Linked DNA regions of Homo sapiens: region 1 is linked to region 2. The links are chromatin contacts, found by Hi-C in ENCODE. All regions are on one chromosome and are shown on one strand. The core of a region is the stretch at or near the end of the contact, and the rest is flanking DNA. Distances in the headings are between cores, read along the strand shown.

Region 1 (4,790 bases), core at 1,739-4,238, 2.2 Mb after region 2:
AGATCGAGACCATCCTGGCTAACATGGTGAAACCCCATCTCTACTAAAAATACAAAAAAAAATTGGCCAGGCGTAGTGGCAGGCGCCTATAGTCCCAGCTACTTGGGAGGCTGAGGCAGGAGAATGGCTTGAACCTGGGAGGTGGAGCTTGCAGTGAGCCAAGTGAGCCATTGTACTCCAGCCTGGGTGACAGAGCGAGATTCTGTCTCAAAAAAAAAAAAAAAAAATTATTCGGCAGGGCACAGTGGCTCATGCCTGTAATCCCAGCACTTTGGAATGTTGAGGTGGGAGGATCCCTTGAGACCAGCCTGGGCAACATAGGGAGACCCTGTCTCTACAAAAGATTTTTAAAAATTAGCCAGGCCTGGTGGCATGAGCTGGCAGACCCAGCTACCTGGGAGGCTAAGGTGGGAGGATCACCTGAGACCACAGAGGTCAAGGCTGCAGTGAGCTGTGACTGCCTCCCTGCACTCCAGCCTGGGCGACAGAGTGAGACACTGTCTCAAGAAAAAAGAAAAGTATTTGTTGTTGTACTCTGTATTGTGATCATAAGCAACAGTGTATTGAGCGGTGCTTTCTGTATGTTGAACTCTTCCCGTATGCCATCTCCTGTAACCCTCATGCACACAGGTGTGTCATGCACACAGGAAGTGGGAGAGCCTGGCCGTATGTCTGGTGGCTGTTGGACTCCAAAGTCTGTGCTCTTTATAGCAGGAAAAGGCAACTCACAGAACAGTCTGTGAGCAGCCAGGTGAAAGGGATGGATCATTCCTTCTCTGAAGGTCTCAGGTGACAGAGGTATTTGTCTGTCCATTCACTTAATGAATTTGTGCTGAGCACCTGCCAAGCCCTCTGCTAGGCATTGGGGATGCAGCGGGGCCCAAACAGAGAAAAAGCCCTGTCCTCATGGAATTTCTCTTCTAATTGGAGGGGACAGGTAGATGGTGATGTATGGAAGAAAGAATAAAACTCAGCAGGAAGGGTGATAAAAACTATGCATTGGGGTGGAGAAATTTAGGGGCAGTCATCACTAAGAAGGATGGCATTTGTGTAAAGAAGAAGAAGTGAGGTGCTCAATAGATGTTAGAACTGGACTGTGTCAGCTGGGTGTGGTGGTTTATGACTGTAATCCCAAGCCAAGGCAGGTAGATCTCTTGAGCCCAGGAGTTCAAGACCAGCCTGGGCATGATAGAACCCCGCCTCTACAAAAAATCCAAAAATTAGCCAGGTGTAGTGGCATATGCTTGTAGTCCCAGCTACTTGGGAGCTGGGGTGAGAGGATCACTTGAGCCTGGGAGGTTGAAGCTGCCTGGGAGGTTTAGCCATGATCGTACCACTGCATTCCAGCCTGGGTGACAGGGCAAGACTCTGTCTCAAAAAAAAAAAAAAAAAAAAAATAGAATTGGACTGTATCTTGAGGGGACTGGACTTCTACATTCAAGTCTATATTCATGTCATTGAAAAAGACTGTTCTCTAGTCAGGCATTTTTCTTTTAATTTTTAAATTTTTTGTTAAAATAAATAGAGAGGGTCTTGTTACGTTGCCCAGGCTAGTCTCGAACTCCTGAGCTTAAGCAATACCCCCGCCTTGGCCTCCCAAAGTGCTAGGATTACAGGTCTGAGCCACCATGCCCGGCCAGGCCAGGCATTTTCTAGAGAAGGAATCCTGAGGGCTCATTTTCACATCTCCTTCATTTTTTATTTATTTATCTTTCTCTTTTGACCTGCCACTTTAGGAACATCTCCTTTAAAGGGTATCAGATTCAAACCAGGAAATAATGCTCATTCCAAGCCACTCCCCACCCCTCAGCATGTTGCCCAAGAGGAATATTGCTCCAGCAGAGTTTTCTAAATTTTTTTTTTTTTTTTTTTTGAGACAGAGTCTTGCTCTTGTTGCCCAGGCTAGAGTGCAGTGGCCTGATCTCGGCTCATTGCAACCTCTGCCTCCCGGGTTCAAGCGATTCTCCCACCTCAGCCTCCGGTGTAGCTGGGATTACAGGCATGTGCCACCACACCTGGCTACTTTTTGTATTTTTCGTAGAGACGGGGTTTCACCATGTTGGCCAGGCTGGTCTCCAACTCCTGACCTTAGGTGATAAGCCCTCCTCGGCCTCCCAAAGTGCTGGGATTACAGGCATGAATGAGCCACTGTGCCTAGCCGAGTTTTCTAAAGATTCTTCCTGCAGAGGGATGATATTTTCTAAACAGGCATCATTTAGGGCATATTTTTTTTTTTTTTTTGTGCATGTATACGAGTGTTCCTAGGACCTGGTACTTACTTTGGAATCTCACCTTCAGTACGAGGCTTCCTCCCCAACAAATTCTTCACCACAACTATGTGGGAGTGTTTGAAAAAGGGAACAAGATGACCAACTTGTTGGTGGGGAGAGTTGTGGCTTTCCTATTGGAAAACATCATCCCTTGAATAAGCAGTGAGGCAAACACCTGGGCACTTACTTTATGAACAGGTGGGGTGGGGCCCTGAGTCACCGACATTGAGAGGCCTCTCCTGGTAAGGTTTTTCAATATCAGGTTGAATCAGCGGTGACATCACCCTCTATAGTGACAGGTACTCTAGGTGCCGGCTCTTACTCATAAGTCCCAGGAGATACTAGCCCTAGATCTCGTCTCTGTTAGCTTCGTGCTAAAAGGTTTTGGAGAAATAACAGCTGCTTGGTGACGTTCATGTGGCTGGTTTCATTACCACCTAACTCCCAGGCTTGTAATCATGACTAAATTTTCTGGAGAAAATAGAATTTGTGGTTGTATTTCTTGTAACTTTTGCCTTCTTGTCTCAAGTCTGCATTTAAAAAGAGGCCGGGTGCGGTAGCTCATGCCTGTAATCCAGCACTTCGGGAGGCCAAAGTGGGAGGATTGCTTGAGCCCAGAAGTTGGAGACCAGATTGGGCAACAAAGGGAAACCCTGTCTCTACATACAAAAACAATTACCCAGGCATGGTGGCGTGTGCCTGTGATCCCAGCTTCATGGGAGGCTGAGGCAGGTAGATCCCTTGAGTCCAGGAGGTTAAGGCTGCAGTGAGCTGCGTTTTGCACCACTGCACTCCAGCTTGGGTGACAGAGCGAGACGCTCTCTCAAAAACAAAAAACAAAACAAAACAAAGCCCTCTTCTACTCCTTGAGGTTTTTGGATGTTTCAGAGCTGTATTTTGAGTCTCTGATTTTTGTTTTGTTTTGTTTTGAGACAGAGTCTTGCTCTGTCACCCAGGCTGGAGCGCAGTGTTGGAGTCTCAGCTCACTGCAACCTCCACCTCCCAGGTTCAAGCTATTCTCCTTCCTCAGCCTCCCGAGTAGCTGGGATTATAGGCCAGCGCCACCATGCCCGGCTAATTTTTGTATTTTTAGTAGAGACAGGGTTTCACCATGTTGGCCAGGCTGGTCCTGACCTCAAGTGATCCGCCCACCTTGGCCTCCCAAAGTGCTGGGATTACAGGTGTGAGCCATGGCAACCAGCTGAGTTTTTGATTTTGAAACTTCCTGTAAGTTGTACTTATTTTTCTTTGGGCTTTGTAATTTGGTTATGATTTTTCATTCTTCTTTCTGCTAATCCTCTCACTTCCACCATGGGAGTGTTTAAATACCTGGGAAGCTGTTGAACCTAGGAAACCACATTTTACTTGCCAGATGTGAGGTTTCATTTCTGGTTTTGACAGAGATTTGACTCTTCAGCATTTATTTCTCTTTTAGCCTATGAGCTTCTCTTAGAGAAGATGAACTGGGAGGGTGGAATGCAGCAGGATTGCCTGGATTCCAATCCCAACTGGACCCTTACTTTTCCTGTGATTTTGGGCAAGTTTCTTTCTCTTTCTTTCTTTCTCTCTCTCTTTTTCTTTCTCTCTCTCTCCTTCCTTCCTTCCTTCCTTCCTTTCTTTCTTTCTTTTTTTTGAGACAGGGCCTTTTTCTGTCACCCAGGCTGGAGTGGAGTGGTACAATTTTGGCTCACTGCAACCTCTGCCTCCTGGGCTCAAGTCATCCCCATCCTCCCACCTCAGCCTCCCAAGTAGCTGGGACTACAGGTGCATGCCACCACTCCAGGCTAATCTTTTTTTTTTTTTTTTTTGTATTTTTTGTAGAGACGAGGTTTTGCCATGTTGCCCAGGCTGGTTTTGAACTCCTGAGCTCAAGCCATCTGCCCGCCTCAGCCTCCCAAAGTGCTGGGATTACGGATGTGAGTTGCTGCACTGGCCTGCAAGTTTCTTTCTTTTTTTTCAAATTTTTTTGTGTCCCTCCCCTCTATCCCAACCCCACCCCATTTTGCCTAGGGTAGGCTTCTTTTTATTTCTTTTTTTTTTTTTTTTTTTTTTTTTTTGAGAGAGAGAGAGAGAGAGAGACCCAAATGGGAATTCCCTAGGGCCAGTTTCTTAATCTTTCTGTGCCTCAGTCCCCTCACCTGTACAAAGGGGATAAACATAGCCCCTACCACAAAGGATTGCAATGAGGATTCAATGAGTTAGCATGTGCGAAGTGCTTCCAGTGCCTGGTACGTAGCAACCACTCTTCATTTAGTTTTTATTGGCTGGGCTCCGTGGTACACATCTGTAGTCCTAGCTACTTGGGAGGTTGAGGCAGGAGGATCACTTGAGCCTGGGAGTTTCGAGGCTGCAGTGCATGCTGATTGTGCCCGTGAATAGTTACTGCTCTCCAACCTGGTCAATGTCTCAAGAATCGATCTCTAAAAAAACAAATTAGTTTTTCTCATTAGATGTTTCTGCTTTAGACTTGTGTCAAGGGAGTGAAAAAGCATGGGGCGGGGGGCGGGTAGTGTAAGTGTC
Region 2 (4,738 bases), core at 192-2,691:
CAGATACTCGTGCTCTCCCAGGCACAGAGTGGGATGGCTCCTCACACAGATTCCACTCGCCATCCCAGAGGCTCGCGTGTCAACTCTGCAGCAGCCTTTACATCTCCTGCCCAGCTCTCCCTTGGCAATAGGAGCCAGATGTGTCCCATGGACCTGGTCAAACCCTTAAGACAATGGCTTGGATCACGGCTTGGACGGCCCCCAGGCTTGGGGAGCATCTGGGTCACTGCACAGAGCTGCTGTGCGCATCACAGCATGGTCCAGCCTGGCCCCATTCCACCACATTCCATCTTCCTAGCATTCTTGTCTCCAAGATTTCAAAGGAGCTGCCCAGAGTGACGCCTGGGCCCTCGTGGCAGGAATGCATCGTGCTGGCACCAAGGAAAAACAAGGCTGAGCAGGATTTCAGGAGTTGGATAGGCTTCCCAGGGCCCCCAGTCCAGCCTATCCTGAGCTCAGAGCCCCTGACACCCCACTGAATGCTTGCCCAGCCTCTGTCTCCCTCCAGTGGCAGCTTCTCACATGGGACATTCAGTTCAATACTAACTGAGCAACTACTAGGCACCAGGCCCCAAGGCACATGCAGAGGACACGGAGGGAATAAGACCCAATCTTAAAAAGCTCACATTAGTGAGGGATGGGGAACAAAGGTATAAACAAATAGTGTCAGTATGCTGTCCTAAGGCCCATGATCACAGAAAGCCAGGGGGTGGGTTTGGGGGGGGTTACAATGGAAGGAAGGTCAGGGGTGGCTTCCTGGAGGAGGTGACATCTGAGTAACACTTTAAAGACAAAGGAAACGACTGTGCAAAGGCACATTTGCATAACTCCACTGTGTATGTGGTTGTTTGTGTGTGGCCACAACTAGTTCCTTATAGCCAGAGCATAGAAAGTAGGGAATGGAGGATGATAACGCCAGAGAGGCAGTTGGGGCCGGGTCATAAGCCGTATTACAAAGTGGGGACTGCATTCTAGCCAGCAGCAAGGCACTGAAAGGTTCTGGGCTGGGAAATTGCACGAGTGGTGATGAGTATTGGAAATATCAGCCGGGCGGCAGCCTGGAGGCCAGATTTTGAAGGGAGATGCAAGGAGGGAAGGGCCAGGGCGAGATGCACAGCCCGGGCCTATACTGGCAGAGTCCCCATGAGAGTCAGTGTGGCCTGAGCAGAACTCAGAAGGGCATGGCATCTCTCCAGTGGGCAAACACCACTAAGCATGAGCACCGCCTCCGTGCCGGGCACTGTGCTAAGCACTAGGGATGCAGCAGTGAACAAGAGGGCTGGGTCCTGCCCTCCTGGAACTCGCATTCTAGGGAGGACACAGAGAGCACAAGGCCAGGCAATCTTCAGGAGGCAGAACAGACAAGCCCTGGTGCTGCCAAGATGGGGAGGGGCAGGTGGGGAGGGGAGGGGAACGCCTCCAAGCAGGAGGGTTGCCAAACTGTGAGTCAGCGACCACAGGAAGCCAAGCAGATCTGGACATCCACGTGGGTCTCTGGCCAAACAGGAAGTCAGAGTTCACCCTCTGATACACTTGGTTCCTGTTCTCTCTCTGCAAACAAGGGCACAATGATCTCATGGGGGTGGGGCCGGGAGAGGAAGCCGGGTTGGACAGAGGTGGTTTCCCAGTTTGTCTTTAACCAAGTCAAAGAGGCCTCTTACCAGCGGAATGACCTTCTCCTCTTCCCTGCATCTCTTCTTTAACCTCTGGTAACAAGTCTCAGGATTGGTCCGAAGGTAAACTGAGGTTAAAAGAATACGTGGCTCTCAGGACTCTGCTCATGGCTTGGAAGCAAAGCAGGCACACAGGCAAAGGCGGGAGGAAGGTCTGCACAGCTCGAGCAGGAAGCAGGGAGGGCCAGCTCTTGGCTTGACCACTGACCCTCCGCCTCGACTTTCATTCTCTTTCAGTGTCAGCGGCCCCGTGGGGTCGTTTTGAGGCTGAATGGGATTCTGTTCATAGACAGAGCTCAAAACAGGCCTCACACCCAGCAGGTCTCAGTGAATGTTCAGGCTCTGTCCTTCCTGTTCCTTTGCAAACTAGAAAAACCCATCAGATCACAGTGGATTTGGGTCTGAAAGTAGCTGAGCCAGGGAGGGAAGTTTAAAGAACAAAGGCCAGGGTTCTTCTCCATGAGAGACCAGAAGTCCCGAATTCTGTCTGCCCTCAGGGAGAAAGCTGAACTCCCATGGGGAAGGAACTGCCAAGGGCAAGTGCCTCACCCACTGCCCCCAAGGGTTGGGGCCCAGCCAAGCACATCCTCAAGGGACCCAGGAGAGAGACAAGAGAGGGAGGTGGGAGGGGTGCATCTCACCTATCAAATCAACAGACACGTCCATGTTCCTCAAGATCCAGTCAAACCATTCCGACAGAACTACATAGTCCACTTCTGGCATCTTCCCACTGCAATGAGAGTTGTAAGGGCTTATTCACCTAAGAGAAAACTTCTGGGCTATGCAATTCCCCCAAAAGGATCTTGAGACGGCTCTCAATGAAAGGAGTCACCAAGGGTACCAGGGCACAGTGTGATCCGTGCAATACTGGACATGCAGTGACAAGGACCCTAAGCATTCCCGACCTCCTGCTGCCTGGGAGCGGCTTATGGCACAATGCTGCAAGGGCCATGGCACGGAGTGATGGGAGAATTCACTTGGGATTGGAACTCTAAGCAGAGAAAGGGACTTTAAAGCTTGTACCCTGAGAACAGAGACAGTGCTCAGGTTAGGCAATGAATCAGCAAACCAATTTCACTTCTAGAAATTTATTTTGTGGACCAGGGTGGTGGCTTATGCCTGTAATCCCAGCACTTTGGGAGGGTGAGGTGGGAGGATCACTTGAGGCCAGAAGTTCAAGATCTGCCTGGGCAACATGGAAAGACCCCCATCTCTACAAAAACTACAAAAAAATTAACTAGGGGTGGTGGCGCATGCCTATGGTCCTAGCTACTCGGGAAACTGAGGCAGGTGGATCACTTGAGCCCAGGGGTTTAAGGCTGTAGTGGGTCATGATCATGCCACTGCACTCCAGCCTGGGCAACAGAGTGAGACCCCTGACTCAAACAAAACAAAAAAATTTATTTTGTGAAAATAATCATGATGCTCACCGCGGCACTGTTTAAACCAATAAAAAACTAAATCTTGGTAAATCTATATAACAGAAAATTCACGCAGTAACTGAAGGATGATATTGTAAAATAATATTTAATGGCATGGAAAAATTTCAAATCTAATGTTCAGTGAAAGCAACAGGATCTAAAACTGTGTATATCCCAACCACATTTCCAAAAGTATTCACCAATGCATCTTGGAAAGGTGGGAAAGAAAAATATCAAAATGTAAAAAGTGCTTTTCTCAAGCTGCAGGACTACATGAGACTTTTCTTTTTTTCTTTATACCTTTTTGTATTTTCCAAATTTTAACAACACATTACTTCTCAAATCAGCAGTGGGAGTTGGGGAGCATTACTACATATTTTAGTTTTTATTTATTTTTTTTTTTTATTTTTTGAGACGTAGTGTCGCTCTGTCGCCCAGGCTGGAGTGCAGTAGTGTGATCTTGGCTCACTGCAAGCTCCGCCCCCCAGGTTCACGCCATTCTCCTGCCTCAGCCTCCCGAGTAGCTGGGACTACAGGCACCCGCCACCACGCCGGGCTAATTTTTTGTATTTTTAGTAGAGACAGGGTTTCACCGTGTTAGCCAGGATGGTCTATTTTTTATTTTTTTAAGACAGAGTTTCACTCTGTCGCCCAGGCTGGAGTGCAGTGGCGTGATCTCAGCTCACAGCAATCTCCGCCTCCTAGGTTCAAGCGATTCTCCTGCCTCAGCCTCCTGAGTAGCTGGGACTACAGGTGTGCGCCACCATGCCTGGCTAATTTTTGTATTTTTAGTAGACACGGGGTTTCACTATGTTGGCCAGGCTGGTCTCGAACTCCTGACCTCAAATGATCCACCCGCCTCGGCCTCCCAAAGTGCTGGGATTACAGGCATGAGCCACTGCGCCCGGCCTACTACACATTTTAAATGTTAACTTTAAAAGAAAGAAAAAAAGGCAAGAAAGTGGGAAGGAAGAACGAGCCAGGGTGAAGGAGAAATCTGGCATCTATTCCTGGTATTCCTGTGGGTTTCCTGTGCCCTGGGAGGAAATGAACAGGAAAGAGAGAGCAGGAATGGACACAGCTGGAGGGCACAAGCCCATCAGCAGGCAGACAACCCTCACAGGCCTAGCAGAGGAATTCTCCCTTTAACATCCTCCATTCCACTAGTGGCTCCATGTGGGTCCCGCTCAGAGCTGGGTTCGGCAAGACTGGCCATGGGGGAGTGGCCGTACCTGAGCCATGTGCAATGGGAGGCTCTCAGTGGGGAGGGGGCAGGGAGGGGCTGACTCCAGTCCCACGAGGGGATGAGCATGGAAGGAAGTAAGAGGCTGGAAGAGTGAGGCAGGCACTCTGGGAGGCCAAGGGCACAAGTAGCCCTGTCTTGGGGCCCTAACAGCAAGGCATGGCACCAACTGGAGAGGGACATTCTCCCCTAGTCTCTGAGACCACCCCCATGTCCTCAGAAGAGAAGAGTATTTGACAGAGGAGCGGGAGAGTGGACGGAGAACAGCAGCGGGGCCTGAGCAGACTGCAGCACAGAGGCCAGGGCAGACCAACCTGTGGGACGGCCAGGACTCCCAGAAAACCTGGAGAAGCTGCGTGGGAGGCTGGAGGAGTGGGAAGGAAATCCTACAGCATTGCAGA

What was found. Hi-C counts contacts between places; a loop is a spot of excess contacts on that map. Pooled maps may share reads with other maps.
Region 1: a pooled map shows a loop between it and region 2 (23-fold over the local background). The contact joins two enhancer-like sites. A Hi-C loop is called at or near these places in 2 of 37 single-sample maps with no recorded cell type and 4 of 50 pooled maps.

The regions. Positions count from the first base shown.
Region 1 is chr16:68,753,908-68,758,697 of GRCh38, forward strand. The region is part of intron 2 of CDH1 (cadherin 1); the gene reads left to right. Among named protein-coding and RNA genes, the nearest start is that of CDH1, 19 kb to the left of the region's middle. RefSeq lists enhancers at 1-586, 2,620-2,764, 2,758-2,857, 3,349-3,493, 3,538-3,587 and cis regulatory regions at 2,692, 3,421. Within about 2 kb of position 2,989, at least 16 of the 41 ENCODE cell types and tissues checked have a DNase peak (open chromatin) inside an H3K27ac peak, as active enhancers do.
Region 2 is chr16:66,515,475-66,520,212 of GRCh38, forward strand. TK2 (thymidine kinase 2) reads right to left here. Exons shown (of 10, transcript NM_004614.5): 7 at 2,315-2,403; 8 at 1,662-1,741. Among named protein-coding and RNA genes, the nearest start is that of TK2, 32 kb to the right of the region's middle. RefSeq lists an enhancer at 4,554-4,738. Within about 2 kb of position 1,442, at least 33 of the 41 ENCODE cell types and tissues checked have a DNase peak (open chromatin) inside an H3K27ac peak, as active enhancers do.